3 separate regions of the Homo sapiens genome follow, and regions 1 and 2 are each linked to region 3. The links are chromatin loops, found by intact Hi-C in ENCODE. Cell type or tissue: dorsolateral prefrontal cortex. All regions are shown on one strand. Links, peaks and the distances in the headings refer to the core of each region. The heading gives the core; the rest is flanking DNA. Region 1 overlaps PLPPR1 (phospholipid phosphatase related 1). Region 2 has its middle 140 kb from the start of CAVIN4. Region 3 overlaps PLPPR1 (phospholipid phosphatase related 1).

Evidence for each region. Hi-C counts contacts between places; a loop is a spot of excess contacts. Peaks named below come from ENCODE experiments on the same cell type or tissue, not always from the same donor. Only the 100,000 strongest peaks of a DNase experiment are listed, where the experiment ranks them.
Region 1: a loop joins it to region 3, with 5 times the contacts of the local background. A loop is called at or near these places in 49 of 110 quality-filtered maps.
Region 2: it touches region 3 in a loop (6-fold over the local background); 14 of 110 quality-filtered maps call a loop at or near these places.

The regions. Positions count from the first base shown.
Region 1 is chr9:101,308,433-101,316,432 of GRCh38, reverse strand. It overlaps PLPPR1 (phospholipid phosphatase related 1), which reads right to left. Exons shown (of 8, transcript NM_207299.2): 5 at 6,972-7,222; 6 at 3,459-3,635. Among named protein-coding and RNA genes, the nearest start is that of BAAT, 73 kb to the left of the region's middle. In dorsolateral prefrontal cortex, for the core only: CTCF peaks have their summits at 4,372 and 4,572 (motif pointing right); no DNase peak of the experiment used is centred there; H3K27ac peaks cover 2,555 bases.
Region 2 is chr9:100,709,511-100,720,207 of GRCh38, reverse strand. No RefSeq gene overlaps it. Among named protein-coding and RNA genes, the nearest start is that of CAVIN4, 140 kb to the right of the region's middle. In dorsolateral prefrontal cortex, for the core only: CTCF peaks have their summits at 5,187 and 5,395 (motif pointing left); DNase peaks (open chromatin) are centred at 5,000 and 5,387; H3K4me3 peaks cover 952 bases.
Region 3 is chr9:101,114,550-101,125,246 of GRCh38, reverse strand. All of the region lies in intron 1 of PLPPR1 (phospholipid phosphatase related 1), which reads right to left. It also overlaps the pseudogene TRPC6P4. Among named protein-coding and RNA genes, the nearest start is that of PLPPR1, 91 kb to the right of the region's middle. RefSeq lists a silencer at 5,686-5,980 and an enhancer at 9,678-10,179. In dorsolateral prefrontal cortex, for the core only: CTCF peaks have their summits at 5,640, 5,840 (motif pointing left), 7,636 and 7,836; a DNase peak (open chromatin) is centred at 5,856; H3K27ac peaks cover 662 bases.

The DNA of each region.
Region 1 (8,000 bases), core at 1-8,000, 190 kb before region 3:
CAGAGTCTCACTCTGTCACCCAGGCTGGAGTGCAGTCGTACGATCTCGGCTCACTGCAAGCTCTGCCTCCCGGGTTCATGCCATTCTCCTGCCTCAGCCTCCCGAGTAGCTGGGACTACAGGCACCCACCAGCACGCCTGGCTACTTTTTTGTATTTTTTAGTAGAGACGGGGTTTCACCGTGTTAGCCAGGATGGTCTCGATCTCCTGACATCATGATCTGCTGGCCTCGGCCTCCCAAAGTGCTGGAATTACAGGCGTGAGCCACCGCGCCCGAGGACCCTACACTGTGCTTTAACTGGGAAGAGGGGAACCTGTAGAAACTTTGGAGTGGAGAGACCCAGGTCCCTCTGCTGGTTATTGGTTGCATGGCTATTGGGCAAGTTACTTATCTTTGAGCCTCATTTTCCTCATCTATAAAATGAGGATAGGAATATTGTTAGAGTTGCCCTGGGGGCACTTGATTAGCTGTCTATAAAGCATACAGCATGTGGTACTTGTTCAGCTAATAACTTCCTTCCCCTTCCTCCCACATTCCGCCTCATGGGAACCACAAACATAAAGCACTATTGAACATTTACAGTAGATATCCTGCCATTCTCAGTGTTTGCTCTTCTTTTTCTGTCTCCTCTCCAAGTCTCTGCTTTGGAATGCCTCCAGGCTCCTCCAGGACATCCTTCCCCTCCCATTTCCCAGCTTTGTGTGTGTCTGTGAGGTGTGTTCACATGCATGTGCCAACAGGGTGGTCTCTCTTATGCCAGAGCAATTCAACCACAGATCTGGGTCTTACGTAAAGGCCATTTGTAGGCAAACAAATTTTGACATCAATTGGGAAGTCACTTGAAAGCACTAGCAGACTGAGTAGTTACTGAGTGATGAGAAACAGGGCTGCATGTTATGGAGAGAAAACAAGTTTAACGTTGAAGCAGGATTTGTGTATGGGGCTTCAGCAAACCCCAATATCATCCCACAAAGACCCTACAAAATTGCTTGGAACAGTCAGAATGGCTCTTCCTCTCTAACTGGGGATGGCGGCTTTAGAACTGATGGTCAGCAACATTGTTTGTCTTTTCTTGAGCCAAAGTCTATTTATACACCATTGATCTCCCTTTGAAACCCTTCTCTTCCCTTCAAGTCACCTGTTTTCTTTCCTTCTTAAAAAAATTCCTCAGGAATGGTAGTAGGCGATAGGGGGAAGAGGAGTTGGTTAATCAGTACAAAAATACAGTCAGATGGAAAAAATGAGGCCTGCTCACTATAACAGTAGAGTGACAATAATTAACAATAATTTACTGTATATTTCAAAATAAATGGAATAGATTTGGAATGTTCTTAACACAAAGTAACAGTATTTGAGGTGATGGATATCCCAGTTACCCAGATTTGATCATTATACATTGTATGCTTGTATCAAAATATCACACATACCCCCGAAACATGTGTAACTTCTATGTATCCATAAAATGTTTTTAAAAGGCGTTCCTCAGGAAAGTTCCTAATGAGATATCAAGATTTTATGATGACTTCAGCACTGCTTTTCCTGCAACTTCATCCAGAGTATTTGCATTTTAGTTTTTCATCTTTCACTATAGGAAGAATGCCTGGATCCATTCAAAATACTGGCACATTTTTGTTTTATTTCTCTTCACTTTATTGCATGTTGCAGATATTTTTTTTTTTTTTAAATTGAAGCTTTTTGACAACACTGTCCAGCAAGTCTATTGGCACCATTTTTTCAACAGCACATGCTCACTTTGTGTCTGCGTCAACACTTTTTTAAAGCCATAAAGTGCTTTTAAATTAAGGTAACTGCATTGGTTTTTTTTTTTTTAGACATAATGCTATTGCACACTTAATAGACTACAGAATAATGTAAACATAACTTTTTATATGCACTGGGAAACCAAAAAATTGTGTGCCTAGCTTTACTGTGATATTCACTGTTGCAATGGTCTGGAACCAAAGCTGCATTATCTCTGAGATATGCCTGTCATTTTGAATTAGAAAGAAGCTTCCCAATCAATGTTCTGAATGTGAGCATTGTCTGTATCTTAGATTTTTTACAAGTTGGAAAACCAAGTTAGAGGCTGGGAGAGGCATGTGTGTATTTTGCATATTGGGGAGGGAAGGAAGAGGGGCTAGGAAAAGGAAGTGTGTTAAGTCCTATGACTGAAATCCAGCTATGTGTGATGCCAATCCAAATGGATCTTGGACCAGAGAGGGCAGAATAGGAGGAGGGAGGTCCTACAAGACTGTGATGGCTTCTTTCTCCTTGGGGAGGCTTCCTGAACATTGTTAGGGGATTCATTTCATGCACAGTATAAGTCTCCAGGCCTGATGATTCATCATAAATTTTTCTGGGCCTGTTTTAAGTCCTTGAAGATAATAGAAATCTGCATCTCTGAGGTGTGACCATGCAATGGAATACTACACAGCAATAAAAAGGAATTATGGATACATTCTACAACATAGATGAATCTCAAAATAATTATGCTAGGTGAAAGATACCTGAAAAAATACATTATGATTCAATTAATATGAAATCGTAGAAAAGGCAAACTAATATAGAATGACAGAAGATCACCAGTTGCCTGGGGATAAGGGAAAAGGAAGGGTGAGAAAGTTGTATGCCAAAATTGATCAAATTGTATACTTGATGTGTCATTTATTGTATACCTATTATACTTCAATACAACCGTGAAAGAGAAGGCAAAAAGAATAAAAATTAACCTCTTTTTATCAACTCCAACTCAATTTAAGGGATTTCCTAGGTGAGCAGGTGGCCAGACCTCCATCTATTTGGGGAACTAAAACATAATCAGAAATACAAGAAAAATGTATTAACCAAAACTCTTCTCCAGGAAGATAGGTGGTTGAGAAGCCAGTTTAGCGGAAGTAAGATTCCCAAGAGGCATGTTCCAATAGTAACAGAGGCCCACTAAAAAGGGCGGGTGTGATCATCTGCAGGGTTTTTAAAATTTCCGAGTAGGAGATGCAACTTTGGAATTAGAGTTGAGTTTCTTGGGATGCTGGAGAAGAGGCTGCTTGCTTCTACCAGTGCTCTTCATTCTCTATTCTTCCCTCAAGGAACACTTAGCTTTTGCCCCCAATATGCTGAGAACAAATACTTAGAGAAGATTGGTTTGAAGGTGTGCCAATTTATCATTAGTCTGCTTGGCCCCAGTCCCAAGCCCAGTGTTGAAAGGGGTAGAGCCAGCTGTACTTCTAGGGGCAATTCTCTCCCTGCCACCCAGAAGGAATTTGGCAATCCAGTTTCTGAAAGGAAAGAGTGTTTTGAAATCATTTTTGTAGCAAAAGCATGTATAATACTTGGAGAATAATTGTAATTCACAAGGTTGGGACGAAAGGAACACAGATGGTGAAGTCTGGGAAACCTGACTCACAGTTTTTCAGAGAGTAGAAGAGGGGGAAAAGGTAAAAAGAGGGAAGTCAACCTACCAGAAACAGGGCCACTGCAGTGCCCAGGATGAAACCAGCAATCACGTCCGAGCAGTGGTTCCGATACTCAGAGACCCGGTTGAGGCCTGTCAGGAAGGCTGTGCAGAGAGTTCCGAGGCACAGCACCGGCTTGGCCAGTCGACTGCTCTTCGTCTTGATTGTGCTTGTAATATACATCTGGAATAGGACAGAGGCCAGGGAGTGACCAGGCAGCTGCCTTGTGCTATGAGTACACATGCAAGCAAGCAGGTACATACACCAGCATACACAAGCAGGGGCTTGTGTCAAAGCAACCACACTAACTAGTATTCCTTGAACAACTCCATTAAGATATTTAATAAATTATTTAGGTAGGAAATCAGTGCAGCAAGAACAATGAACAGATGTACATTCTTCAGTCTTTTGTAATCTAGTGGACATGTCAACAGAAGTTATTAGTGACACAAAGAACGCATTAACGATTAGATTCAGAACATGCAGTTTTTATGTGACAAGTTTAAATATCATTTGGGGTATAAGAAATCCATATGAGAGTCTGAGATACCAAATAAACCTTCTATGGGAATGAAGCTTTTGGTGGAGAAGACCAGGTAGGAGAGTGACTGTAAGTGACCGTACATTTTATTTTTTGTGTCCCCAAAAGTTCCTAGTTGCTTTGTCACACCTTCAGGTGATTAATACCAACAAAGTGTTGACTGATGAGTTAGTTGATAGGCTGAATTAGAACCTCCCAACAACTGCATCACATAAATAGGTTTCAGCTGTGCTAGTAAATTGACTCATACATTCCTCAGGACAGCTGTGATCAGCTTTATTCATTCATTTACTCCACTGTTTCTTAAAATATTAAAATTTTCTGTGTGTTCCACAAGATACAAAAGGTCAAGAAGACCTGAGCTAAGTAAAAGATGATACACGTTATGACACCTGAGATGTAGGCGGCTGTTATTAGTTTGTTGTGAGGTGCTGGGTAAGACTCTGACGTTTTACAGGTTCAGTTAGCAAATGTGTCCCTGGTGGTTTAGAGTTAGGAAGCCATGCCTTTTTCATGTAAGTACACTTTTTTAGCTAACCTTTGGTAGTAGTTACAAAACACCACTAGAGGGCACCATTGGTCTATCATTTCTTAACAAATGTGCTATGTGAGCTTAGCAATTCTAAAAAATAATATGCTGATACTTATATAGTATGTGTATATGGCCTGAGCACATATAAGTTAAAATAGACGCATTTTACAGTATTACAATAGAAATTCTTAATATTCTAGAATGATACCTCAACACTGGTGAGAATACCAGAAGATAGGAATCTCTTCTATATAACAGATTCCCTATAAAACTGGTTACATCACAGTTACATAAATTACAGCATATTATTACACTATTTTCAGACTCTGGTAAATGTTACTTAAAACCTATGCTGCATATATTCAGTTGTTCATGCTATTATGTTTTCCAATTATATCTGTCATAAATCTTTCCTATAAGAAAGATTAAAAACTATTAAAAGCATGAGCCTATGGTTAGTTGGTATTCTTCATAGTATTAACCAGTACTTAGGAAATCCTTGTTGAGTAATTTCTGAAAGCATTTGACATGTAATAGCGGCTCAGAAGATTTATGCAATTGGAATCTTATATCAGGGTTTATCTGACTATAGTCTGTGAGGCATGATTTGAATTGGATAACATCTGAATCCTTGAGAACATGTTATAGTCACATTTATTCTGTGTGAGCTGATGATATTTACTTCTTTCTTGCCCAAAGAACTTCGTATCTCATTTGTTGAGACAGTAGTTTATTATAAGTAACAGAATAATTTTTATAATGGTACTATAAAAATTAATTTCACACAGCAATGACTTGAGTCTGATAAAAAATACAGGAAAAGGCACAAGAATACATTGTTTAGGTTCTAGATAATTAGGAAAAATCAACATTCTGAAAATTTGAAAATATGTTGGATACTTCAGAGGGCTTTATTTGTTTAAAAAAAATACCTGCATAGAGGTTTTTTGGTTTGGTTTTGTTTTTGATAAAGCAAAGACATTTAACTGAGCTATAATCTGTTTTGTAAATTGAGGCTTCTGTGTTATTTGCATCCTTGTTTCTTTAATGTGGGGACAGCTGAAGTCCTTTTTTTCACATACTCATGTCACATAGTTGGTGGTTGACAAAATAACCCTATCGATGTGATCCTGTAAATGGGACACAAAGGCACTATCTGCTCCTGGTTGTTTTAAATAAATAGATCAGACCCATAGTCACAAAGAATGACTGTGTATTAATTATTAGATTCAGAACATGCAGTTTTTATGTGACAAATTAAAGAATCATTTGGGGTATAAGAAACCCATATGAGTTTTTGCCTTTTTTCCACCCTAGGGGTGAAGGCACAGACCCGTTTTCTTCCCGCAGAGGCAGAACATGCCTCCTGCAATTACACTCAGTGACAGGAAGGGTAGCATCTCCCTGGGGGGTGGGTTGAGGGCATACTCAGATGTTTGGGAAGAATGGACAGTTTGAAAGGAGGCTTCCTTCTGTCTTTTCCATTCCCACACTTTCCATTGAGAATTACCAGACTAGTCATATTCTGAATATAAAATAAGTTGAAGTAAGGAAAGGGGGTGTTTTGGGCCAACAGTTGCTCTGCCACTGGTAAATGCACCTGATGTCCACCAGCAATATCGTATCAGCCCGTGGAGCCTTTGAGCTGATCTCTGCATGTCTATATTCTGGGTCCTAAGAATGCATAAGCCAGACAAGAGTGAAATGAAGTTATTTCCAAAATGAATACAGTTAAAAAGTTGGAAAATAAGAGAGACACCATTGTTCTTTAAGATGTGGGACATACTTTGGTTTTTCTGTTACTAGAACAAAAAGAAAACCAGAGAAAATTATACCCCAGTGGGGCAGTCAATGGCTGTGCGATCTGGGGGACAATGAGAAACATACTCTGGGGTGTTGAGGTTTTTCTAGGATCATCCCTGTCTCCTAGCAAAGTCATGGAGAAAAGTGCCAGAGCAAAGGAAAGCTGTGTATCCTGGGTCTGCATGTTGTTGGAGCAGTCATTCATATAAGGCCCATGCTTGCAAATTTCTAGGCAGGTGTGAGAAGGTGTGCTGTTCCGAAACCAACGAAAACCTTGACAAAGAGTACTGTTGTGGGAGGTAAGAAAATCTCAGACACAGTACCAGGAGTCTGGGTCCCTGCTCTGGTTGTATGATCTTAGCTATACTGTGGGACCCTGCTTTCACATCTGTAAATGGGAGGATGTAATTAGGTGATTATCAAAACATTCCAGAACTAATATCCTCTGGCAGATCAGGAGATTGAAAGTGGGGTAGAAGTGTGTGTGTGGGGGGGCTAGTATATCAATAGCATAATGTAGAGAAATATGCCATACATAAATTTAAGAGTCGCTATAAGTGACAATGAAAGAATGGAGACAGGGCAGGGAGACACACATCCTATCAAAAACTGGACTTAGGAGAGACAAGACTTGCACACTCACCGTGGCATATAAGGCGGAGTAAATGCTCAGAGCAGCGTGTTTGGAGGGAAAGGATCTCCGAGCCTTTTCTATCACTTCCAGGTCCCCAGTACAAATGTTCCCATTGTTTATAAACTGGTGGTGCGCTTGGCAGTCTGCACTGGTGTAGTTTGGCTTGCACACAGTCAGGAAGTATGGCGTTAAGTGCCCAGTGACCACTTGTCCGGCGTTTACAAAAATGTCAGTAGCAAAAAGTCCAAATGCAAACACCCCTATAAGAAGATTTAAAATCATTAGGAATGGTAACATACTCTGTCAATTGCATTTTTCTCCTAAGAGAAAACAGCGGTGAGAGTCCATGATGACCTATCAAAATGATTCTAAGTACTCCCCGGAGTATCTTTCCAGGAGTGGTACCTGCTTCCCAAATCACCATTTCTTCCAAATTGATGTAGACATTCTACTGTTAGGACTTTATGGTTTTGTATCGGTAGTTTAGAAAAAGCACAGTCTAACGAAAATAATTTGAATTTTGGAGTCATATAGACACATCAGTGGTGACTCATTCAGAGTATAAGTTATTTATCTTTCTTGAATCTTGGTTACCTTTGCTGCAAAATGGAGTAGGGGGTAGTTTGGGGAAAAGAGAATAATCTACGTGCAAAATACTTGCTATGGTGTCTACGTAATTAATCAACATCAGTTCTCTCTCCTTCTATACGAAATACCTTCTCCCTGATTCTACTTGGAAATGTAAATCATCTTGGGAGGAGTTATTTACAACATGGCAGGTGAGAGTAAAGGAGGATCTTATGGAATTGTCTTTTAAAAAAATTATTCTAGAAACTTTGCTTGAATTGGAGTTTCATTTGATGTTGGAAACAGAAAATGAGAATAAAGGAAAAGTGTTAAAAACAAATGTTGTTGACCAATAGCCTCCTATTGCTGCTATAACAAATTACCACAAACCGAGGGGCTTACAACACAAATGTATCCCCTTCAGACTTCTGTATTCTGGAATTCAGAAGCCTACAATAGGTTCCACTAAGC
Region 2 (10,697 bases), core at 1,439-9,438, 410 kb after region 3:
TTATGAAATAGATATTCTCCATATTAAAAACCTGTATGCACTGTTTAAGCCACTGTGTACGTCAATATTTAAACCCTTTAATGATACCAACGAACTGGCTATTCCCTGTTAACTTATCTAGTCTACGTTGCAGTTCTTTCTACTATGAGAACGTAAAAAAAGAAATCATGCCCTCAGAGGTATGTTGATGAGAATAGAAGAGATTTTCAAGCTATTTCTGCAAGCACAGTGATATGGTTTGGCTCTGTATCTCCACCCAAATTTCATCTCGAATTGTCATCCCCACATGTTGAGGTTGGGAGGTGATTAGATCATGGAAGCCATCTTCCCCATGCTGCTCTCAAGATAGTGAATGAGTTCTCATAAGAGCTGATGGTTTTAAACTGTGGCACTTCCTCACTCTTTCACTCTCTCTCCCGATGTCATGTAAGATACGACTTGCTTCCCCTTCACTTTCCACCATGATTGTAAGTTTCCTGAGGCCTCCCCAGCCATGCAGAACTGGGAGTCAATTAAACCTCTTCTTTTTATAAATTACCCAGTCTTAGGTAGTTCTTTACAGCAGTGTGAAAACGGACTAATACATTCAGGCTATTTGCACTCATTTCACAATACAGAGGAAGAAAGACACTGTTTCTGATAAGGAAAAAGGCTTAGATGGTCCAGTAACTTACCAATCCAGTCAAAAGGCAAGAACCCAGTTTAAAAGACATGAAATAAAAGTTAATTCAACTAGGAAATGGATATGCAGTATCTAAAGGCTCAGACTACCAGATGTACTAAAAGTTGTGAACAGTAATCAACTATCATGGTACTGCATTATTTCCTTCTAGCCATGCAGCTGCTTGCTGTTCTTATAGCCATGGAGCTATGATTTCCTTATGCCCATGGAGTTGCCTGGTTTCCTCAGCCCATGGTGCTGCATAGTTTCCTCATAACCATGGTGCCCCATGGTCCCCTCATGACCATGGAGCTGCATGGATTCCTCATTGTCATGATGCTCCATGGTTCCTGATGTACGTGGTGCTGCTTGGTTTCCTTATGCCCATGGAGCTTCATGGTTTTCTCATGGACATAGAGCTGCATGGTTTCCACATCCCCATGGAGCTGCATAATTTCCTCATGCCTATGAAGCTGCATAGTTCTCTTATGGACACATAGCTGCATGGTTCCCTCATGCCCATGATACTACATGGTGTCCTCATGCCCATGGAGCTGCATGGTTCCCTCATGCCCATGGAGCCGCATGGTTCCCTCATGCCCATGGAGCCACGTGGTTTCCTCATGGTCGTGGTGCCACATTGTTTCCTCATGGCTATGGAGCTGCATGGTTCCTTCATGCACATGTAGCGTCGTGGTTCTCTTATGCCCACAGAGCTGCATAGTTTCCTCAGGCACATGGAGCTACCCAGTTTCCTCATGCACATGGTGCCACATGATTTTCTCAAGCTCAAGAGGCTGCATGGTTCCCCCATGCCCATATTGTTGCATGGTTTCCTCATGCCCTTGGAGCTGCATACTACCTCATGCACATGAAGCTGCATGGCTCCTCATGGCCCTGTAGCTGCATGATTCCCTTATGGCCATGGAGCTGCATGGTTCCTCATGCCCATGGAGCCTCATGGTTCCCTCATGGCCATCATACTGCATGGCTTCTTCATGCCCATAGAGCTGCATGGTTCCTTTAAGGTCATGATCCAGCATCATTCCCTCATGCCCGTGGCCATGATGAGGTACAGGGAATTTTTGCTTCATGAATGTGCCTAGTTAAGGATAGGGGATAGAGAGGGGCATGTGTGTCCTGGAGGAATATAGATAGACCTTACACTGCAAATATTCCCCTAATTTTGCTCTTCTGTCTTTCAAAGCAAACAAGCCAAAAAGATGGAGGGCATGGTTCTCAACATTGGCTACATATTAGAATCACCAGTGCTGCTCTTAAAAAGCACTATTCCCCGACCCAGCCAAGACCAATTGCAGCAGAATCTATGGTGGCATTGCCAGGATTGAAAGCAAGTAGCATAAAGGCATAACTTACAGTAAGGGACTGAAAACTTGCATGTCTGCATCAGATATGAAGGGGCTACTACCTCTTCTGTAGCCTCTCTTGTGACTCTCATTCCAGGGAGTAAAAGGGGAGGAAACTAACAATACATGAAAAGACACATAAATGTTTCATAAACTAAGCATCGAAATGAGAAGCAACGTAATGCAGGCAACTCCAAGAACACCTCTTCGACCAACATTAAACCAGTGACTTAAATCTGCCATGGAAATTGGCTAAATCTTCCACTGGTTTCACTTCTTCCACTCAGTTGTTTCTGCTACTTTTGACTTTGTTTTCTCTCTTGAGGGGATCCCTGTGGATTGTGCCAGACAGGCTTATTCTGGCTGACTCACTGCTGTTCAGAGACTTTCTAAGATTATCCCGCCTCAGTGGAATTATTCAGGGGGTTCCCAGTCCTTTCAGAGATAGCAAACCAATAAAATATTGGAATATATTATCAGGAGGCTGCTATAACATTACAATTATTAATACATTATCTTCCCACAAATAGGTCACAGGCACAAAAGCTTTGAATAGCCTGGGGCATTACTGAACTTGATTTTAGCTGGATGCCAATGCCAATGAGCAAATTTTTTTTCACTTCTCAAAATAAATGTACAGCCCAGTTTACTTAAAGAGTGAAAGATTAAAAATACCTCCTAGTTTGAGTACTGCATTCTCCTTGAGAATATAGAAAAGGAAAGTGAACTAGCAACTATTGGATACCATGTGAACTCCCTCTTGAAAAACAGAAGCTGCCATGGGAAGCTTTGGTGAAACCTGGGCCAGCTGCGTGGTGCCATTTACCATTGAGGTGCTACTAGATGAGGCATCTGTTATGGGTTGAATTGTACCCCCCAAAAAATGTTGAAGTCTTGTCCCCTAGTATCTGTGAATATATTATATTCACAGCTGGAATTATAGGCATGCGCCTATAATCCCAGCTACTCAGGAGGCTGAGGCAGGAGAATCGCTTGAACCCGGGAGGCAGAGGTTGCAGTGAGCCAAGATCACACCATTGCACTTGTTTAGAAATATGTTCTTTAAGATGATCAAATTAAGGTGAAGTCATTAGGGTGAGCCCTAATCTAATATGACTGGAGTTCTTATGAAAAGGAGACATTTGGACACAAAGACACTTACAAAGGGAAGACAATGTGAAGTCACGGGGTAAATATCTACATGCTGAGGAATGCCAGAAGCTAGCGGAGAGGCCTGGAGATGCCTCCCTCACAGCCCTCAGAAGGAACCAACCCTGTTGACACCCTAATTTCAGACTTCTAGCCACTAGAAAAGTGAGACAACAAGTGTCTGATGCGTAAACCACCCAGTTTGTTGTACTTTGTTATGGCAGCCCTAGGAAAGTAATACAGCATCCAAAAAAAAGTATTGGTTTAAAACCTAGTGAACAATTCAAAACCAAACCACAAATCCAGAGCCCTAGGTAAAAACAGGCATTCAGGGTATCATGCCAAAGAAGGCAGGTACCAGAAAGAGCTGACTAGAGAAAGTTAGAATGCTAGGGGCTGGGGTGGGATCAGGGGAGGGACCAGTGGTAAAGAAATCTCAAAGACAAAGAGGAAATAAGCTCACTTCATAAACACAGATTCAGCACCTACTGTGGGCTAGGCAGTTTCCTAGGTGCTGGGGATACAAAGGTGAGTAAGTCATACCCTGCCCACAAGGAGTCATGTGTCATCTGCCCCATTAGACTGTTGTTGATATCCTATGCCAAGATAGCAGCAAGCAGAGTAGTTTGAGGGCATAAAGGGATGGAAGATACTCACATAGCAATGTGGGTGCTTGGGGAAGACTTCCTGGATAATAGGATATCTAGACTCAATCTTGAAGAATGATATATTGGCAGGGTGGACAAAAAGAGGTCTATTTTCATAAAGAACCCAGGGGCCTCTCAGTACTGTGTTGAGGGTATCTAGGAGGATGTGATTCTTTTTAAAAAGAGAAGAGGTGGCCAGGTGCGGTGGCTCACACCTGTAATCCCAGCACTTTGGGAGGCCAAGATGGGTGGATCACCTGAGGTCAGGAGTTGGAGACCAGCCCGGCCAACACGGTGAAACCCTGTCTCTACTAAAAATACAAAAATTAGCTGGATGTGGAGGCATGCGCCTCTAATCTCAGCTACTCAGGAGGCTGAGGCAGGAGAATCACTTGAACCTGGGAGGCAGAGGTTGCAGTGAGCCAAGATCACACCACTGCACTCCAGCCTGGGCGACAGAGCAAAACTCCATCTCAAAAAAAAAAAAAAGGAAGAGGCATACCTTCACACACACACACATGCACACACACACACACACACATTCTCTCTCTCTCACACACACACACACACACACTTGCACATAAACCACCACAGGTTTGGCACCTCCAGAGCTGGAGAGCATCCACAGAAATAACCAGCAGAAGCAACAGCCACCTTACAGAGCAGAGGGGACCGTGGCCAGTGGGAGTAACTGACCCCTGTATATGGGCACCTGAGATCAGGAGAAAGGGAATAAAACCATGCACACCATGTGGAAACTGGTCGTACTTCTTCGTCATACACATGACATGCTCTGCACTGCTGCTGCCTTTGAGAACTATCAGAAAAACATAGAGAGGACTTTGCAGGGGTTCATGACAGCAAGTGGGAGCAGAGCCAGATAAATCAGAATAAAAACTTAAATAATGCGATCTCATAGTGTTGTTGTAAGAAATCAAGCACAAATAGAGCAACTGGGATATACCACCCCCAGCTCCATCTATCAATGTTTGGCCCAGCCTGCATTTGCATTTACTTTATCATCTTGTGTTAATTTGTCATCATTATCACTTACCCATATTCATTTCTTGAAAGCAACCTATTTCGGGAATGATGGTTTCTTACCACAAATGAGGCTGCTTTAATGACTTCAGTGAGTGGCAATCTAATGGGATCACTGCGGCTGCGAGCCTGAGCACAGACAAGCTCGGCAGCAGCCTCCTTTGTGCAGCAGCGCTCTGTAATTGGGTCTAATGGAGGAGTTGAAGGTTTTCTCTTTCTGCCTTCCTAATGATATTAACGTCTTCATGAGGTTAATGAAACTGCTAACCCCGGGCCAACGTGAATCGCTTCCTGTATAATATAAAAACTTTCTATTTGGAGTCTTAACGCAAGCACTAAGGATTACTATTGTTGTGATAGCTGTGTCTGTTATTGTGTATAACAGGTTTTTCCTTCTTTTCTATTCCAAGAGCCAGAATCAGAGACTACCAAGGACCTGATCGAATTCAGATTCCAGACAGTGGTGGAGGATCCCAGAGGCAGTTGGTTAAGGAGATCCTCCTGGTTGGGTCAGATCCTTTATGGTCTCTACTGCCCCCTGCTGGCCTAGGGAAGGAGGAGCGGCTCTCCAGCAACCCTTGGGAGATGGAAAGTACCAGAAGACAAAATATGAAGAAATATTCTTTATTATCACTGACTATATGCTTTTCTGTTTAATACTTACAAATTCCTATAGGGTAGGTCTTGCTACTGTCATTTCATGTATGAAGAAACCTATCCTCTAGTGGTAAGCCAACGTACCTAGAGTTGCTAGGGTGTGGGAGCGTCAGATCCAGGACAAAGTACAAGTCGGTCTGGTTTGCCACTGTTGTTTGAAGACATGGTACGGTGAAAAATGCATGTACTTTAACACCAGAGCAACTTGTGTTTTCACCTTAATTCCCTAATGTAAGAGCTATACAATGATAAAACAAGTTACTTAAAAGAGCTAAGCTCCGTTTCATCTACAAAACATGAATTATCATATCTATCTTGAAGGACTGTTGTGGGGGTTAATAACAAGGAAGGCAAAGCACAGGGCCTAGAATACAGTGGCTGCACAGTAGATGGAGGGTGGTATTGGGGCCAGAGACAGAGGGTGGAAAAGGGTAGGCCTTCCTGTGGATCTAGTGGCTCAATGGTTGCTTTATTCAGGTCCCCAGGAGGTTTTAACTCAAAGTCTGGGCTCAAAAAATATACTAGAATGCTCAGCTAATGATGCCAGCACATCTGAATAGCTCTTTATCACTTATAAACCAATTTTGTGTATATTTTATTTGATCTTCACAAATATGTACCTGTAGATGCATAAATATGCCACAGTTAGTTGAGGAAACACACAATATGCCCAGTATTATACTAAGCACATAAAATAATGGCTGGATTTCATCTTCATAACAACCCTATAAGTATTATTATTTTCTCCATTGTCTAGATGAGGAAACTGAGCCTCAGAAAGATTAAGGAAATTTCCCAGAGTCACACTGTATTAAGTTGCAGAGCTAAGACTTGAACACTGGCCCATATGACTACAGAAATCATTTCTCTCAACCATTGGGCTACACTGCCTTTTTCTGAAGAAGGGAGACAAGTATTACATTTTCACTATATAGACAAGGATATTCTGACTCGTGTAATAGTGATATGGTTTGGCTCTGTGTCCCCACCCAAATCTCATCTTGTAGCTCCCATAATTCCCACTTGTTGTGGGAAGGACCCAGTGGGAGATGATTGAATCATGGGGGTAGGTCTTTTCAATGCTGTTCTCGTGAGAGTGAGTGGGTCTCACGAGTTCTGATGGTTTTTAAAATGGGAGTTTCTCTGCTCTCTTTTTGCCTGCTGCCATCCATGTAAGATGTGACTTGCTCATCCTTCTGCCATGATTGTGAGGCCTCCCCAGCCATGTGGAACTGGAAGTCCAATAAACCTCTTTCTTTTGTAAATTGCCCAATCTCAGGTATGACTTTATCAGGAGCATGAAAACAGACTAACACAATAAATTGGTACCAGTAGAGTGGGACACTGCTGAAAAGATACCCAAAAATGTGGAAGCAACCTTGAAACTAAGTAACAGGCAGAGGTTGGAACAGTTTGGAGGGCTCAGAAGAAGAGGAAAATGTGAGAAAGTTTGGAACTCCCTAGAGACTTGTTGAATGGCTTTTACCAAAATGCTGATAATGATATGGACAATGAAATTTAGGCTGAGGTGGTGTCAGATGGAGATGAGGAACTTATTGGGAACTGGAGCAAAGGTGACTCTTGTTATTTTTTAGCAAAAAGACTGGCAGCATTTTGCCCCTGCCCTAGAGATTTGTGGAGCTTTGAACTTGAGAGAGATGATTTAGGGTATATGGTGGAAGAAATTTCTAAGCAACAAAGCATTCAAGAGGAAAGTTGGACGCTGTTAAAGGCATTCAGTTTCAAAAGGGAAACAGAGCATAAAAGTTTAGAAAATTTGCAGCCTGACAATGCAATAGAAAAGAAAATCCCATTTTCTGAGGAAAAATTCAAGTGAGCTGCAGAAATTTGCATAAGTAATGAGGAGCCAAACGTTAATCACCAAGACAATGGGGAAACTATCTCCAACTGTCAGAGACCTTTGCAGCAGCCCCTCCCACCACAGGCCCAGAGGCCTAGGAGGAAAAAGTGGTTTCGGGGGCCAGGCCCAAGGTCCCCATGCTGTGTGCAGCCTAGGCACTTCGTGCCCTGTGTCCCAGCTGCCCCAGCCATGGCTGAAATGGGCCAACATAGAGCTCAGGCCGTGGCTTCAGAGGGTGGAAGCCCCAAGCTTTGGCAGCTTCCACATGGTGTTGAGCCTGCAGGTGCACAGAAATCAAGCATTGAGGTTTAGGAACCTCCACCTAGATTTCAGAGGATGTATGGAAATGCCTGGATGCCCAGGCAGAAGTTTGCTGCAGGGGTGGGGCCCTCATGGAGAACCTCTGCTAGGGCAGTATGGAAGGGAAATGTGGGGTTGGAGCCCCCCCACAGAGTCACTACTGGGATACCACTTAGTGGAGCTGTGAGAAGACGGCCACCATCCTCCAGACCCCAGAATGATAGATCCACCAACAGTTTGCACTGTGCTCCCAGAATGGTAGATCCACCAAAAGTTTGCACTGTGCACCTGGAAAAGATTCAGACACTCAACATCAGTCCATGAAAGCAGCCAGGAGGGAGGCTGTACCCTGCAAAGCACAGGGGCAGAGCTCCCCAAGACCATGGGAATCCACCTCTTGCATCAGCGGACCTGGATGTGAGACATGGAATCAAAGGTGATCACTTTGAGCTTTAAGATTTGACTGCTCTACTGGATTTCAGACTTGCCTGGGGCCTTTAGCCCCTTTGTTTCAGCCAATTTCTCCCATTTGGAATGGCTGTATTTACCCAATGCCTGTATCCCCATTGTATCTAGGAAGGAACTAACTTGCTTTTGATTTTACAGGGTCATAGGAGGAAGGGACTTGCCTTGTCTCAGATGAGACTTTGGCTGTGGACTTTTGAGTTAATGCTGAAATGAGTTGAGAGTTTGGGGGACTGTTGGGAAGGCATAATTGGTTTTGAAATGTGCAGATATGAGATTTTACAGGGGCCGGGCAGAACAATATGGTTTAGCCCTGTGTCCCCACACAAATCTCACCTTGGAGCTTCCATAATTCCCACATATTGTGGGAAGGAACCCAGTGAGAGATGATTGAATCATGAGGGCAGGTCTCTCCTGTGCTGTCCTTGTGATAGTGAATGGGTCACATGAGATCTGATGGTTTTAAAAACGGGAGTTTTTCTGCACAAGCTCTCATTTTGCCGCTGCCATCTATGTAAGATGTGACTTGCTCCTCCTTGCCTTCCACCACGATTGTGAGGCCTCCCCAGCCATGTGAAACTGTAAGTCCAATGAAACTATTTCTTTTGTAAATTCCCCAGTCTCAGGTATGTCTTTATCAGCAGCATGAAAATGGACTGATGCAAGGAGGCAACTTGTTCAAGAACTCACACGGTGTATTTGGCAAGTAAATGTAGGAGGATTTAAAGTCTTAAAACTGGAATAAATTTTTATTAGCATAAATCTAAAATAACATTGGCACAAAAAGTTTCCAGGTGACAGCTGGAGAAGAATTTTGTGAAACTCATCATTGTTCAAAAGCATTAGTGTGCAAAGATAAATTAATAATAATGGGAAAGACCAATTATTCATTGAATCTAGAATGAAATGAGGAGAAAAATATTATCTCTTTACAAATCTGGCCCAGTACTTTCACTATAAATTAAAATCGGTGATAAATCGCAAATAAATTGGATAGACATCTGCAGCAGAAATTAAATTACCAAATAAAAACTACACATTTGGGGAGTTTTATGAACATGGAAAGCTTTAAGAGAGATGGCTTTCTTTGTGGATTGTTTAATGGAGTCATTTCTTATTTAAAATGTTTTAAAGAATAAATGTAATGCCTTTTGAATATTGAGAGTTTTCTAAGAACTAGACTATAAGGAAGGTGTCTCCAGCACTTTCTCCAGGCTTTGTTGATCTCACAGTATCAGATACATAAGGACACAGTGATACACAGATGTAATGCCTAAATATAAATTTAATACATTGCAGTTACAAGTCCAACTTGTGACTTTGGCTTATGACAAATCACAGTTTAGTTATATTTATGAAAATCATGAAATCAGAGTGGAAAGGAAGACCTTTATAAATATGAACTTTCTTATCTTTAAAGATAGCTTAGGTTTCTATATATCTAAGATCAGCTTTGTATTTAAAATGAATAGTGAAGGGGGTCGCTTCCAAGATGGCCAAATAGGAATAGCTCCAGTCTGCAGCTCCCAGTGAGATCGATGCAGATGACGGGTGATTTCTGCATTTCCAACTGAGGTACTGGTTCATCTCACTGGGACTGGTTGGACAGGGGATGCAGCCCATGGAGAGCAAGCTGAAGCAGGTCACAGCATTGCCTCAACCAGGAAGCACAAGGGGCCAAGGGATTTCCCTTTCCCACCCAAGGGAACTGAGACAGACTGTACCTGGAGAAATGGTACACTCCTGACCAAATACTGCACTTTTCCCATGGTCTCAGCAACCAGCCGACCAGGAGGTACCCTCCCATGCCTGGCCCGGTGGGTCCCATGCCCACAGAGGCTTGCTCACTGCTAGTGCAGCAGTCTGAGATTAACTTGCAATGGTGCAGCTTGATGAGGGAGGGGGGCATCCGCCATTGTGAGGCTTGAGTAGCTCACAGTGTAAACAAAGCAGCTGGGAAGCTTGAATTGGGTGGGGTCCACCATAGCTTAGCAAGGACTACTGCCTCTCTAGATTCCACCTCTAGGGGCAGGGCATATCTGAACAAAAGGCAGTAAACAGCTTCTGCAGACTTAAACGTCCAGTGGTTCCCTCAGCATGGCATTCAAGCTCTGAGAATGGACAAATTGCTTCCTCAAGTGGGTCCCTGACCCCTGTGTAGCCTGACTGGGAGACACCTCCCAGTAGGGGCTGACAGACACTTCAAACAAGCGAGTACCTCTCTGGGATGAAGCTTCCAGAGAAAGGATCAGGCAGCAATATTTGCTGTTCTGTAGCCTCTGCTGGAGATACCCAGCAAAACAGGGTCAGAGTGGACCTCCAGCAAACTCCAACAGACCTGCAGCTGAGGGGCCTGTCTGTTAGAAGGAAAACTAACAAACAGAAAGGAGTAGCATCAACATCAACAAAAAGGACATCCACCCCAAAACCCCATTGTAGTTCACCAACATCAAAGACCAAAGGTAGATAAAACCACAAAGATGGGGAGAAACCAGAGCAGAAAAGGTGAAAATTCCAAAAACCAGAGCATGTCTTCTCCTCCAGAGGAT
Region 3 (10,697 bases), core at 1,040-9,039:
GACTTGCAGGAACTCACAGGAACTAACAGGTACCACAGGGACAGATAGGGATAGATGAAGACTAGCAATATAAGGTCAGTGCCCTAAAGAGGTACAAAAGCAAAGACTAGCAATATAAGGTCAGTGCCCTAAAGAGGTACAAAAGTAGAGACTAGCAAAGACTAGCAGAGATTTGCAGGGACAGACAAGAACATTCTGAATTATGGAAATTAGCTATGGCTCAAAGGGCAAATATAAAAGGAATGGAGGGGAGGGAGGTAAGGATAAAAATGCTCTTTCTTTTCTCTCCAGGACCTTTTGGTCCTTTAACTAAACTTAATCAAGGGGTGGATGCATTGGTTTCTGCGGTCTTTGCTGGCACAAGCATTCCATTCGTTAACTCATCTTAAGGCCGCAGGCCTTAGAAAAAAATATGGTCATATACAAAGAGCTGGGAAAAAGGAAAGATAACTATATGGGGAAGAGGATTTACTTGAGTCTCTTCAGGTGATGATCAGGTGCCTGTGTGGGTGCCCACGAAACATCTGAAGATCTATCCTGAGCCACAGCATCTAGTGGGCCCACCTGTACGGTGTGAATTGAAGGTTTGAAAAGCCTTGATTTGCTTTCCCTGTGCCTTCTGTTAGAAGGGGCCTGTTTCTCATTATCAGTGGCCTCCTGGCTACAGCCAAAAATGTTTTTGCTTCTGTTTCATTAGATTTACTAATATGGAGGTGAGGGTATGCTTGTGTTTTTGCAGGAGATGAATGAACCATGTAGGTGCAATCCCCATGACATGGGAACAGATCAAGAAAACCGCACAGGAAGCTGAAAAACTGCTGGAGCACCAGGGTTTTACCTACAGATGCTTAATGGACCAATGCTTTCTGACTGAGCTTCTCTCTACCCTGAATACAAGAGAACTGAACAGTTAGGCAGGAGTATCATCACCCCTATTCAGCATGAAGAAGTTACAGAAGAGGGACCTTCATCCTTCTGCAACCGCTAGAATTAAGGGTCCTCTTGAAAAAGGGAAAGGGGAGATGTGTGGGAAGTATTCAAACCAGAGCGACTCCAGTTTGAATAAGGGCTAAGAAAAATGAAGCTGGATCACCAACCGGCAATTAAAGGCTGCAGAGCATGAAAGTGCCTTGCTCAATTAAAAGAGGCCACCTTTTATGCTAGAAATAATGATAGCTAGTAATAATGATAGTAATAATAATACCTTCTGTTTTACAAAAAAGAGAAGGGGGGCATGTTGGGTAAAGCTGAGTGTCGGGAGAAGCTGAGGCAGGGCTTGCATGTCTGACATAATGTAAAAGAGTCTTGGAACATGTCTGAGGTCCAGGGTCTAAAACCCCTTGTGGCCTTTGGAACACCAAGCTCTGTGCTAAAGGTGGAAGGCTACCCTGACGCACTATAATCTAAGCCCAGGGCATAAAATCCCTCGTGACTTGGATAGAATCCAGGGCTCGTGGCTCTGGAATTTGTCTAGACTTGCTGGCTCCTTGCTCTCCCAGCATTGATTGTATTTTGAGTTAAAAGAACTTGCTCTCCATTATCTCAAGTAGCAGAGCAAATGCTAAGCCATCCCAGCTGTAAATCATGTGCTTAAAGCAACGTGCCCTTTGACCTCCACATTCTCACCACCTATTTCTTTGTTGGATTACCAATAAATAGTGTGGGCTCCCAGAGCTCAGGGCCTTCACAGCCTCCACAATCACAATGGCCCCCTGGTCCCACTTTACTTCTCAAACTGTCTTTTTCTCAATCCTTTGACTCCGCCAGACTTCATCACCCCCACGACCTGGTGTTGGGTCTGATCACCCCAACAACCCCTCTCCATGGGCTCCCTACTATCCTGTGAGCACCCATCTATCACTGGACACATTACATTTATGGTAACCCACAGTTGCCCATACAGGCCAGATCAGACTCAGGCCATCTGATTTCCAAGCTCAGAGACCTAACCATAAAAATATTCTACTTCTTAGTGTCTTCAAGACACTAACTTATAGTTCTATAAGTTAGTTCGGGACTAACTTATAGATAGAGCTATTCAATATTCCTAATTTGGGAGGACTTTCAGATTTTTAATGTTTGGTATCAATTTGAGAGCATAGAACAGTATTTCGGATTTTGAAAATATAGAGATATATTGATATGGCTTATAGGGAGAACCATCTATAACAAAGACCTTGAGAAGCTTCAGAACAGTAATTCCTTGGCACAAGCCCAGGTGAATCTACCATACCGATGTTACATTCAGGTCTAAGGGAAGAGTGCTTTTATGAGGCCCCAAAACATTGTACTTAAGAAAAGCTATTTATATTAAAAGTTACTACTTGCAATTCTGGAAACAGATGTAGACAAATACAGATCTAGCTCCTCTGGACAGAACTGAAACACAGCAGTCTTTGACAGTAACCAGTTGCTAACTAGGTGTTAGAAGAAAGACTGGCTAGGTGTTAATGAAGATGGAAGTACAGTAGTATACAAAATGCAACAGCTCTAATTCAGAGTTTGTCCTGGGTCATATTTAGAACAGAGTATTTTTCATAGGGATGTCATTTATTTCACAATAAATTTAGTGGCTCCATTGATTCTGATTAGCTACAGAAATCTTTAGTGATGACTGAACATTAAGGTGAACAATAAATATGACTCTACAGATAACGTTGGGAATATACTACTTTGAAACTGTTTTTGTTTTGTTTTAAATTAAATATCAACCTTAAAGCTTGCAGAGATTTTGATTAACCTTATTTTTTCCTAGTCTATTAAGAAAAAAAATTAAGCTTTATACAGTTTCCACTTCTGGAAAATGAGATTCATCTCAGAGTTCTTGTGAGATAAAAAGCTCTTAGAACCATGCCATGCACACAGCAAGTGCAATTAACTGTTTGCTGGTAATATTATTAAAACCAACAATTGTAGACAGTCAGTATTTGTAAAACGAAGGAAAAATAAATATGTTTTAAAATGCCTGGAAAGGGTATATATCTTTATGATGTATGACAGTGTTCCTGTGGTGAGATTAGCCTTCAGTGACAGATCAGGGAAGATTGCCAGATAAGATTCCTTGTTACAGCTCACATGCTACTTCTGAAAAATCCCTTTATACACGTTCAAAGCAAATGGCAATAACTAACCTGAAAAACAAATGAATACAAAGCAAGTTTCAATGTCTGTTTTCATACAAAGGAAATAAATACCCAAAGGCTAACTATTTGGACATGCTCCAGCTTTCTAGACAGTATTGGAAAATGCTACCTCCATGTTCCTTGGTGTGGCACTGGCCTTTTTGTTCTTTAAACTACATATTAATGAAATCACTTAACCACATTGTCATGGCCACATTTGTAATCAGTCTTCAAACAGCTTCCCTAGTGCATATCCTATATCTAAAGAAGAGTAGATACTCAGCCAGTGTAATAGCAAGGGAAAAAGCTGCTACCTTCTGGAAGAATTCACTAGTCTTACTTGACCACACTCACAATTCTTACAGCATAGCTGGTTATAAAATTTTTGCAACTCTTGTAAATCTAAGATGATCACTTATTTTTTGCCTTCTTTGAGCACCATATCCACTCCATTTGCTGACATTCAGTGTGAAAACTGACTATACACACATTCTGAGGTGAATGTAGAATGAAGCTAAGGTAGGTTTACCCTGCAGTCATTGACAAAAAAAATACTCCTTGATTATGTATTACTGTATTAAATATTATTTGCAACTAAAATGCATGGTAATACTCAGGAGAACAGAGCTTTGGTCAGCATAGCCTTTATTTCTTCATAAAAGGTGGCCTGGTGCGTTGAAAAGACAGCTATTCAGAGAGATCTGGCTACAGATTTGGGTTCTACTATGATGTGAACTTAGACAACTGACTTAAATGCTCTGAGTCTCAGTTTCTTTACCTGTGGAATGAAAAGAATAACCCTTGCCTAACAGGGTTGTTGCAAGCATTAAAGGATGTAAAGTGCTTAGCACAATATCTGATACATAGGAGCTCAATGAATGCTAATATATTCCTCATCTGATAAAAAGAAGTTAGATATTGTTTTTAAAATGCATTGCACTATTCTGCTGGCTATGATTTCAGGTAACAGTAGTAACTTGTTAGAAACCCATTTTAGAAGCCTGTAATTATTATGTGTCCCAAGTGCTACAGAAGACTTTACAAAGAATCTGATCTGGCCATCAGAGAGAACCAGTGGTGACAATTGGTCTTCCCCTCTACCTAAAACCCCCAGGATTATAGTTCACCTCCTTGTGAATCAGCCCCATCAATCTTTAGGCAAGTTTAACTTAGAAAATGCTATTTAAGTTGAGTCCTTGTTTCCCTGTAATAGCCACTCACTGATTAATTCTAATTCTGTCCTCTAAGCCACCATATGTCCAATGCAATGGATGTGATTATGGTAATAGGAAGAAAAAGTCACTAAATTCTGGATATAATAGGAAGGCCCTCATAGGGCCATATTCTCTTCCAGAATACAGAGATTCTTAAGCCATTTGGGATGTGTGGCTGAGTAACTGGTCCTCAAACCCTTTCTTTGGTGATGACCCCACACTTACATCTGTTGAAGGAGGGGAGCATATGGTGGTGTAATCATCTCCATTGTTTAGCTGAAGAAATGGAAATATCTTAAGATAAAAGAAGGAGATGGCACTTATCTTATAGACACATACCCACCCATTTATTCAACTGCACCTGTTGCTAACCAACTATGAACAGAAAGGCAAGGATAAGTCATTGAAAAAGATGCCTCACAAGGAAGTGAGGCTCTAGCCAATAAGGATATTTATGATGCTTCCTTAAGGTGTAATAAATATAGATGATACAAGGATAAAGACATTGATAAGATACAATTGGCCAGTGACCTTGAACAAAAATGTGGACATCCAAATGTTATCTTTCCTTGAAATAAGTTGCAAAGCCTAATGCCAGTAATATCAGCAAATCTAGCCATCAAGGCTAACAATAGGAACTCACAACAACGGATTCCATTGGCTAGAGTGAAGGTGCTAACAGGAGTAAAAATAAAATGGAAAATAAATTGTGAGAGATTTCTGTCTCTTTCTCATATGTGGCAGATGATTATTTTTATTATTACATGTGCAAATATATTTTGGCTGGAACATCACTTTAGGTGTCAAGATGTGTGACTTAATCAGCCACAGAAAGAATCCCAAGACCTGTTTTAGCCAGTAAGCAAAGCCAATAAAACAGAGGCTAAAAGTAGAAACACCTGCTAACTTCTAATTATGGCAGTAAAGTGAGGTTAGATTGGCCACTAGTGAGGCTGTTGAGTAGCCACTGATAACCTGAGTTTTCACCTATGTATGGCACTAGCCTCCACAGTTGAGTATGAAACCACAGATGAGACAGAAATGGGTGGTTTGGGTGGGGAGGGAAGTGAAGAAGGATGGGGAGGAGATTATTATTCCAGAGCCCAGAGCCACTGCATTCTCTAAGCTAGATAGAGGGGCAAAAAGGCCAATTGAGGTTATCTTCGAGGTCCTCTGGAAGGCATCTCATCCAGCTCTGGCCTCTGGTGATCTGCAGAAGGCAGAAGTATTATTGTTATGGTGTTAGGCTGGTCCTTACTCCACATGCTGAGTTTCTAGTTTCCCATTGATATTCCCTAATCTACTTCAGGGTTTTCAAGGTGCCAGCTCCTCAATATCTCTACAGCCTGATCTTTCTCCGAAGAATCTATTGGTTCTTCTTGATTGCTGATAGGCATTTTCCTGTCAATCCTGCACTCTCACATGCAGATACCTGTCCTGATAGTTCCATCACCTCCAGAGGGACACTGGACCATGCTCTGCAGCCCTCTGCTGCCCTCCACTGGCCATATCTGATGGCCAGGGTTTGCTCTGAGCTCCCCAGGCAGCACGGTGTGAAATGGCTTACTCTTGAAGCATCTCCCAGGAGACCAGTGGGCTGCCACATTGCCAAAGCAGCTTACCACCCTGGAACACAAGGATACCATAACACAAGGGAAAGCACTACTCTGAAGGCCCTGTCCACAAATTACTCTTCAAAGAAGAGGTATCCGCCTTTCATGTACTAAACATATGTTGACCTCTGTGGACAAGAACATGGTAAGGCTGGGGAGAAAAGAGATGAAAAAGAAATAGAAAAATACTCTCAGAAAGCTCCTGGTGCTGCATGTCCAATTTGGCTGGCCCATTCCCAGGGGCTTGATTTTAGTATTGGAGAGAAGCAACTTACTCTCTGAGCCCCAAGCCCAAGTCCTTCAGGAGCTTCTAGAAACGAACTTCTCATGTTTCATGGATGTCATCCAAATTTGAATTTTACCTGCCATGTCTTTGTCTTAAAAAACAAACAAGCAAAACAAAAAAAAACATGGCATCAAAGTCAAAGACATAGGGTCTGCCTTCAAGAAATTTCACAGTTGGAAGGAGAAAGATAGTCATAGAAAAAAAATAAAAAATAAGTCACGATGTGGCAAGAGCCAAGCTGTGTGGGAATGAGAAGCAAAGACAATTAATTAGGACTGTGGGGATAAGGTGAAGCATTTAAGGGTTGTCTTTGTAAAACAGAAATCTGATCAACATTGTCTACAGGCTCAAATAGAAACCCCTTAGCATGATCTAAAGTAGGCTCCATAATATTTCCCCTACCTTCCTTAACTGCTGCTCTCATCATTCTCCAATATCTGCTGGTCCAACTGAAATTCATCTTTATCTCAACCAATGTGCAACCCCAGAACCCATGGAGAGAGAAAGAGAGAGAGAGAGAGTTCCAGATATCCCTTCCCAGTGCAGATATCAGTCTCAGATCTTCTGTGCTTCACTTCCTCCTCAATTTCTCGTCACCTCTTGTTTGATTTATTCAGCTCTCTCTTTTAGACCTTTATCTGGAAAGACAATTTTGATCTGTAAGGTCTGAAGCCAGACACATTCTCTCCCTTGGATATTTATGTGCTTTCTCTTTGGCTGTCTCAGCTCAGCCCCACTAAACCCAGATACTCAGAACCCAACCAGGCAACACCTATGTCCCATCTGTGAAGTGGCACCTGAGATCCTGAAACATTATTGCCCACAGCAGGTCATAGCCTCTGTTTATCAGCTTCCTCCCCATCTCTGTCCTAGGATGTTAGTCATAAATCAAAGCTATAGCAGCTGCACTGTATCTTAGGTAATTTCTCTGAATATTTTATTTTATCTTCTTTCACCCATTGGCTACCATCTGAATTGTTCCTTTATGCTTTTTACTTGAAAATACTGCTAAACTTACACATTCTGTCTCTACTGACAGTGTCCAACAAAGCAGCCCTTGGACAGGGTTAACCCCAATATCCCAGAGTACCACTTAATTTGAAAAGAGGGAGTCAGACAAAACTATGGTGATTATGAGAATACTGGTAGGATCAAGGAATGTTTATTGAGTGCTCAGATGTGCCAGGTTCTGTGCTAGGTGCAGGTTGTCATTTGATCTTCACAATTGCCTTTTGAAAGAGGTAGTATCTCCATTTAAAGAGAAGGACACTAAGACTTTGGAAATTAAACTATTTGCCTAAGGTTTTCTTTCACATGTGTGATTTCAGAGCCTGTACTTTTTTTTTTTTTTTTAAGTGAAAGCAAGTTTATTAAGAAAGTAAAGGGATAAAAGAATGGCTATTTCATAGGCAGAGCAGCAGCATGGGCTGCTGGCTGCCCATTTTTATGGTTATTTCTTTATTATATGCTAAACAAGGAGTGAGTTATTCATGAGTTTTCCAGGAAAAGGGTGAACAATTTCTGGAAGTGAAGCTTCCTCCCCTTTTTAGATCATATAGGGTAACTTCCTGACATTGCCATGCCATTTATAAACTGTCATAGTGCTGGTGGGAATGTCTTTTAGCATGCTAATACATTATAATTAGTGTATAATGAGAAGTGAGGACAACTAGAGGTCACTCTTGTCATCATCTTGGTTTCGGTGGGTTTTGGCTGGCTTCTCCACTGCAGTCTGCTTTATCAGCATGGTCTTTATGACTTGTATTTAGTGCTGACCTCCTATCTCATCCTGTGACTAAGAATGCTCTAACCTCCTGGGAATGCAGCCTAGTAGGTCTCAGCCTCATTTTACCCAGCCTCTATACATGATAAAGTCACTCTGGTTTAAAAGCCTCTGACATTTTCCCCCTTCCTTTTATAAGAGAACCCTTAATCCTAAGGGTTGCAGAGGGATGAAGATCCATCTTCTGTAACTTCTTCAGGCTGAATAGGAACGATGATATGATATCCCTGCCTAACTATGAAGGTCTTTTATATTCAGGGTAGAGAGAAGCCTGGTCAGAAAGCATCAGTATGTTGAGGGCCACTCATAAATCTTGAGTTTCAACAAAAGGTGATATTTGGAAGATTAATAAGTGCTCAATTTAGGAAAACATTCAATAAGCTTATCTTGCATTTCTTTTTTTACTTTTTTTTTTTTTTTTGAGATGGAGTCCTACTCTGTCACCAGGCTGGAGTGCAGTGGTGCAATCTTGGCTCACTGCAACCTCCACCTCCCAGCTTCAAGCGAACCTTGTCTCAGCCTCCTGAGTAGTTGGGACTAGAGGCACGCACCACCACACCCAGCTTTTTTGTATTTTTAGTAGAGATGGGGTTTCACCATCTTGGCCAGGATGGTCTTGATCTCTTGACCTTGTGATCCGCCCGCCTTGGCCTCCCAAAGTCCTGGGATTACAGGCGTGAGCCACTGCGCCAAGCCGTTATCCTGCATTTCTACACAAAGAGTACAACAGCAATATATCCCACAACAGTTAAGCAAAATTATCCCAAGTAAACTAAATAAGAAGGCTTTCCATGAACTGGGCAACTGATGGAACCAAGCTGATATGGGACCGCTACCTGATTCCAATATGTGGACAAAATTAGAATATTGATTCAGACTTTTACATTACCCATTCCTTTTGTTTCTTCTGAGCAGCAGCCAGAGATCACTGGTGGTTTCACATGAATAAGCAGAGTTAGTCTAAATTCAGAAAAAAACTTAAAAAACAACTCATGAGACTAGAATCTAATAACAGACATACTATAGTTCCCAAAACATAATTATTCTCTCAGAGCCTGTACTCTTAACCGCATGTTTTTTCCTGGTTGCCTGCCTCTCAGACAGTCAGTACTCTATAGCTATTTATTGGATTTTCTAGATGAAACTGACATTTGGCCACAGAACCGCATTTGGATTTGTATTAATTCCTAGAGAATCTTGAAAGTTTTGTGCTTCTACAGAATGTTCTTCTCATTCTCTGAAAAACTGGAAGGTCTTGAGTAGAGTCCAAAATCTGCTGTTAAGTAGTGAGAGTTATTTGGAACTTAGCATAAAGTGGTCATCTTTAATGGAGTAAATTACTATTATTGTTGCTGTTATTATCTCTTTTAGTTGAATCTGAGGGAATTCTATGAGAATAAGGAAAGCAAGAAATCCCTTTCATTAAAATGGGATGCAGCTAAGTGTAGTTGAATCTGAGGGAATTCTCTGAGTATAAAGAAAGCAAGAAATCCCTTTCATTAAAATGGGATGCAGCTAAGTGTACATTCAAGTAATATGATAAAGGCATAATACACACATGCCATATGGTATATATGCTCATTTCACTGTCAGGTTTTAAGTAACGGTTGCTAAAAAGGCTATTATGCAATATGGTTTTTTATGTCTCTTACATCAATGATTTTCTTTTAAGCTCAATTCTTTGTCCTCTCTTATATTCCCTAAGGGAAGAAAAGACACATCTTTCAATCTCAACTGGCAATTTGTACTTTTAAAAGTAAAATCCCAAAAGTATGATAAGACTACATCTGTTGTGTTCATCACTATAACCCCAATGTTTGCCCATTTAGGCACCCAATAAATACTTGCATATTGAAATCAGTCATCACTCTCACAACTATCACAATCGCCCTCACAGGCTAAATTTATGCAGGTTGCTGATGCTTTGTGTGAATCAGCCTGGGAGCACGGATACATGTAAATGCTTAGGCTGCCTCTTTTCCCGTGCATTCCTGAAGCTCCATTTGGAAAGAAGAAAGCCATCTTCCAGAAGTGAGTGGGGCACTTCGTTTCACTAGGGTTTTGGAGTGGAAATGGATTGAGGTGTCATAAATGAATGTACTTTCTGTACTGTGGAGATGGGACAGAATGTGAGAAGGCAGCAAAATCAAATGCAGTCTGGCCCCAGAGTGTCATGCTGAAGTTACCTGGAGAGTCATCTCCAGCAACTGCAGGGCTCACACTATGCTGAGAAACATAATTAGCTACAAGAGATAACAAAATAAAAAGGAGACCTCTCCACCACCTCTCAAAGGTACTGAATAAGTTCATCTAAACCAGACCATTAACAAATTGTCCTAAGCTCTCCCCTTTATAGAGATGCATGTCTACCAGCATCCACCTACTGTGCTTTTAAGGAGTGCTGGAGAAACAGTAACCCCTCGCTGACCATTCAGGTCTTCATTAAATTGGGACCAGCTCTACCTAAGCACTTTGCACTTAGAGAGGCAGATATGTAATTGTTAAGAGCATCTGTCCCAGAACCAGATAAAGTTCAAATCCCTTTTCCACTGTTGCTTACCCCAAGATCTACCTTAATTACACTGTGCTGTGTCCTGAGGCGTTGGCCTGTGCGAGTCACATCAGCTGGCTTCCTTACCTTCCTGCCTCCCAGTGGGGAGCAATGGCAGGAGACAGGAA